Regions from separate parts of the Mus musculus genome. Here region 2 is linked to region 1. The links are chromatin contacts, found by Hi-C or POLR2A ChIA-PET in ENCODE. All regions are on one chromosome and are shown on one strand. Each heading gives the region's core, a stretch centred on a gene start or an enhancer-like site at or near the end of the contact. The rest is flanking DNA. Distances are from core to core; before and after follow the strand shown.

The links. A loop is a pair of places that touch in the nucleus more often than their neighbours do. ChIA-PET counts read pairs that join two places held with the same protein, here RNA polymerase II (POLR2A).
Region 2: a loop to region 1 is called in a map of gastrocnemius, with 2.8 times the contacts of the local background. The contact joins the enhancer-like site here to the promoter of Fxn in region 1. A Hi-C loop is called at or near these places in 6 of 37 maps with a recorded cell type or tissue (Patski, gastrocnemius, heart and 1 more). POLR2A ChIA-PET finds 5 or more read pairs at or near these places in 2 of 5 experiments (both embryonic stem cell).

Annotation. Positions count from the first base shown.
Region 1 is chr19:24,279,161-24,281,860 of GRCm38, reverse strand. Fxn (frataxin) reads left to right here and starts at 1,271. Exons shown (of 5, transcript NM_008044.3): 1 at 1,271-1,454. The coding sequence starts at 1,296.
Region 2 is chr19:23,967,038-23,969,737 of GRCm38, reverse strand. No RefSeq gene overlaps it. Among named protein-coding and RNA genes, the nearest start is that of Gm34076, 51 kb to the right of the region's middle. Within about 2 kb of position 1,430, at least 2 of the 3 ENCODE cell types and tissues checked have a DNase peak (open chromatin) inside an H3K27ac peak, as active enhancers do; they include gastrocnemius and heart, where a contact is called at or near this core.

The sequences.
Region 1 (2,700 bases), core at 22-2,521:
TTCCCCTTTCCTTTGTGGCTTTTTGTGGGAAATCAGAAGCAATAGTATCCCAAGTCAGGTGGTACATGGAGGATGTTCTTAAACGCTTTGCTGCTGACCGCTGCTGTCATTCAATCCTTCTTGAGACCCTGGAGGCAAAAGACTCCTCTGACACTGTCTCTTAACTCTTGAAGCTCAGAGTTCTCCAGTGTCATAATGGCAACCCGAGACAATGCACAGACTCCTTCTCACACTGACATAAAAGCCAGGAGAACTACCAGGAGTGTGAGGAACCTGTTGGGGCTGCTGGGGGGGAAAAAAAAAAAAACAGCTATGAGGAGAACCAATCACCAGTCCTGACTACTCCTCATCCAAGAAGCATTCGGGTACTTCAGCCGGGCACTTCCTTATTCCTACTGTTGTTTCAGAATCCCATACATGTATACAATGTGTTTTCGATCAAACTCACCTGCCACTCCCAACTCCTACCGAACCACCCCACCCCTCCTCCCAATTTTATGTTCCTTTTTAAATTTTTATTTATTTATGTGTTTATTTGTTTATTTACTTATTTATTTTGACTAGGTCTCACTATGTAGCTCCGGCTGTTCTGAAACTCACTATGTAGCTCAAGCTGGCCTCGAACTCCATATACCTGACTCTGCCTCTCGGGTGCTGGGATTAAAGGTGTACACTACCACCGCTCTGAATTTTTTTTTTTTTAAACCGACTCCACTTAGCCCTAACAGTGTATACAGTGTAGGACCATCCCCATGGAGCTAGGACAGCCAATCAGAGGCCATATCCCAGAAGAAAACTCACCCTCCCTCATCCTATAGCCATCAGCAACCAATAGTTCCTCGGCTGAGCCTGGGGCTACGGAAGCCCCTCCTCCATTCATGCTGCCTGGTACTTCTATTGCCTAAGAGATGCGGAATTTGAGATGATCGGGCAGTTGAAGCTAGCTGTTAGAACTAGTTTTGTTTTGTTTTTTAAGCAAAGCTATTTTGATCACCAGCGTATCTTCAGAATCACCCACTACCACTCTGTAAAATTGTTGTCAGCGAATAAACTTGCAGGGGTCAGTGTTTACACACTAGTGCTGCCCAAGGGATACGTTGCGAGTTTGGCGCAGAGCAGGTTCTGGGTTCTGGTTAAAGGTCTGCACAGGGCTGTAGTGCTGGACCTGCGCGCAGGAGCCCAGCCGCGGCGCTCGGGGGGGGGGGGGGGCGGGGGGGGGCGGGGGGGGGGCACGGCCACCAGGTGGCACCACCGAGTCCTCGCGCGGGGCGGAGCGGCCGCGGAGCTGGAGTAGCATGTGGGCGTTCGGAGGTCGCGCAGCCGTGGGCTTGCTGCCCCGGACGGCGTCCCGGGCCTCCGCCTGGGTCGGGAACCCGCGCTGGAGGGAACCGATCGTAACCTGCGGCCGCCGAGGCCTACATGTCACAGTCAACGCCGGCGCCACCCGCCACGCCGTGAGTACGCGCTTCGCCGGGCCGCACACCGGAGCGCAGGCCGCGCCCGCCCCTATGCCGGGGACGCGCAGCGCGCACGCGCCGAGTCGCTCTGGTTGCGCGCGCGTTTGGGTGCAGGGCGCGCGCGGTGTTTGCGCGGGCTTCGGACCTTGGCGGTGGGGATGGGAAAAGACGAGTTTCCGTAATTAACACAGGATGTATAGCGTGTGCAGCAGGGCGTGTTTATTATTGTGTGCACTCCGAAGTTGCCTTTTTCAGGGCGTGAGACTAATGGGGTTGTGGAGTTGCTCTGAGCAGGGCTTTTTGTTGCTTGTTTGCCTCACTCTGTATCCCTGGCTAGCCTAGGATTGGCTGAGTACCCCAAAGTGGCTTCAATCCTGTGATCCTCCTGCCTCCTCTCTGCTGGGATCACAGGTGTAGCAGCAGAGCCCTAGAGTCCAGCTTTTGGAAAATGAGGGGATCTTGGTTCCACGTTCTGACTGCGCGGCGCTGGAGAGCCCTGTGACCTTGGGGAGACCCTAACTGTCTGGGGGCAGGGCTTGGCTTTCTGTTCCGAGGAGATTAAAGGGTAACACCCATTTTGCGATTTTGGCGGGAGAATTAAACTGTATTCGCAAAGGCCTTAGCACTTCAGATAAGTCTCGGTTCTTAGTAGATGCAAAGAACAGAATCTGTTACTCCGTGGCTTGAAAAGACAGCAGTAGGGTGAAGGAAGGCTTTCCGGAGAGGGCCGTGATAGATGCCAAAGAACGGGTCTGGGGAGCATTCTAGGAAGGGGAGAGCTATGGACAAAGGTGGAGTAGGCTGTGGGATAATAATGTCTACAGGTTTAAACCCAGCTTAGGATTCTTGAGGTCCTGTCATTAAAATAAAAAACAATAATAAAAATAGGGCTAGCTTTGTAGCTCAGCAGTGACATGGTCACTTAGCGTTCAAGAGTTCTTGGGTTCTTTCTATAACACTGAAAAAGAAAGTTTAAAAACAAAACAAACAAAAGTGGACTGGTCAGAGAGAGAGACGGCTAGGGTTTGAAGGGCCGAACCTGTAACCCATGCTTCCTCAAACACTTTCTTGGATGTTTACTGCCCTGTTCTTCCCTTGCCTGGCGCCTGACAGCTGGGCTCCAGTTGCAGCTGTGCACTTTGGATTTCTGCATCTCTGAGAGCCTGAGCAACTTTGTCTTTGGCATCTCCGTTTCCTCGCCTGTACAATGCAAATACAGTCGGTCCATCTTTATGCTCAGAGT
Region 2 (2,700 bases), core at 181-2,680, 310 kb after region 1:
GGATGGGCGCTTTGTAGGAAAGCATCTTTTCCATGCCTGGTAGGGTTGCAACCGTGTGTCTGTAGCCTTTTGAGCAATTTCTTTCAGTTGGACATACGCACCTCAGCTTCCTCCATGTCTTTTTATAGTTTCATAATACAACCCCCTTTAAAATTATTATAGTCCATAGTCATGGCATCCGCTGTGCAGGTCCTTTGTGTCATGTAAGTTAGAAGTCAGCATCGGCTAGGTCTAAAGTACAAGACAAGTGAACGGTTATTGCAGGGGAGTACATCGCTTTACTTAAGAGCCATGGGAGACTGCTTCATCTGCAGATCAGCCACGAACGAACGTGTGTATTTATTTCTATGGGGAAGGGTTAGAATAGGTTTGGGGGACACATTGCTCATCATTCAAAATGTGTCTGTCCTTGTATAGGAGTTAATCTAATCTCCACCGAGATTTTATTATCTAAAGTCTACCATGCTGGCCTGGAGAGATGTCTCAGCAGTAAAGGGTGACTGCTATTTTTCCAGAGTTCTGTTTCTAGTCTTCATGTTGGGAGCTTCAGGGGATCTGATGCCCCCTCTGGCCTCAGAGGGCACCTGCACACACTTGGCATCACACACACACACACACACACACACACACACACACACACACACACGACAGGGGCTGGGGGTGGGGAAGGTTTGTTGAAGCTCCTTGGAACAAGGACAGTCTGGTTGGATTGACACTCACCTTGGCAGTTACTGGCCCTAACCAGTTTGCCCTTGCCTCCTTGCTTTTGTTTGCTTTCTTGAGTGTCCGGGTTTCAGCAGGATCTACAGATTCCCTGGCTCAGCCTTAAAACAAAACAACAACAACAAAAAAGATCTTTCAGATTAACTTTCAAAACTCCTCTGTTTGTGTTCTGACCTTAATCTTGTTTCTGGGTTACACTGGTTTGCATTGGTCTGAGGCCCACTTGAGTCTAAGTCACCTGTCTCCCCTGAACCGGTTTTCTATGGTGTTCGCCTGGACATTGAAGAGGAGACTGGAAGGGAGCAGGAGCAAGTAGGCACTGGCCCCACACACCCGGTACCTCCTCTCTGTATAGGAGGCTGTGAGTAACTGAAGATCCCTGGAGAGGCCTGCAGTGCCAAAGTCCAAGGCTCTTTAAATCCCTCAACATCAGAAGAACTGGAGCTGCCTCCAGCCTCTCCACGGGAGAGGAGATTTTGAGGCAAAACAAAGGAGCCTATCTCCACCTTTCCCTGGGCTGCCACAGCTGAGAACAACTGAGGGAGCCCCTGGAAAAGGCCTCAACACAGCCATCTTTGTTTACAAGGTGTTCCTCCCTGGGGCTTCTGAAAAGCAAGTCAGGCCTGCAGCCAGAAGGCAGCACTTTTCTTCCACTTCACTCAGCTAGTCACTCAACAGGTATTTACTGAGCTACAGGCTCCTAGGCAGAGGGCCAGGGGCTGAGGAGGCAAAGATAAGCAAGAAGAGAGAGGGCAATGCTGTTCACCTTGGCAGGTAGTGCATGCAGGTCATAGCAAGGAGACAAGTATTGAGAACAGGGAAAAAAAAAAAGGTTTAAAGGCAAGGTGCGCTTGGTGGGCATATGTGTCAAAAGAAGCAAACATTTTCTCCTTTAGAATTTCACAGGATGCTGTTGTTATAAACTCAAAATGTGACCTGTAGGTGACCCTGCTGTCAGAATGGCAGTACTCCCTGTTAAGAAGAAAAATTAGGAGGTCACCTGTTTTCAGTTCTTTCTCTAACCCTTTATTTCCCTCCTGCCTCCCACCCCAAATAAAAACAAGAAACACTAGAATTTATTTATATCTATTGATGTTGTAGGTCTAGATGGAAAAAACAAAAGTAAATGTCCCACTGCTCTTTTTTTTTTTTTTTTTTTTTAAGGCAAGGTGTGACTTTATTCAAGAGGGTCTGTAGTGAGGGAGAGAGGTCAGATTCAGCCCAACGACAGAGATTTCTAGTAGGGTGTGTGGTGGTAGTGTCCTGTTGCCGGGGTTAGAACCCAAAACTTGGTGCACGCTGGGCAAGTCTGCTCCTATGGAGCCACATTCCCAGCCTTCGGGTAATTCTTGATTTATCAATTCAATCAAATGATTGCAGAAGGCAGGTCAAAGTGAGAAGATGGAAGGCAGGCAGAGAATGAGGTATTGGTCAGACCGGAAGGGTGCAGTTTTCTTACTAAAATTGGACTAAGTACATCAGGGTAGAGTCTGAGCATCCAACAAGGAAACTTGAGAGGGCCAGGGGATTAAGAGGTTGCTCCAAGAGAGAATCTGCAGTCTGTGTCCTTTTCAGAGTAGGAAGCTCTGCCACCCACGCCTTGCCTCAGGCTTATGGTTTTTGAGTAGGGAGCTCCTCTTATCCCAGTAGCTGGCAAGCTCTCTTGTGTTTTGCCTTAACTAAAAGGCAAGAGGCAAACATTCAGGATGAATCATCGTCCTGCTCTTGCCAAGTGGCTGGAGGCCCCAGGTCTGCAGAGGCTTTTCCAGTGCCTGTTAGATACTGTGTGTGGATTCTAACCCAAAAAGAGGAATTCACAGTGGACTTGGGGGTGGGAGGACAAGAGGGAGAGAGGGGGCAGGGCACAAGAGACTTCCAAGCAAGGAGAATTGTCTTGTGAGCTGCTTTGCCTGTGTGCCTCAAGCCTGCTTGCAGAAGGTGAGCAGGTTTTTAACAGTGAACCTAAGAAGGGAGCTA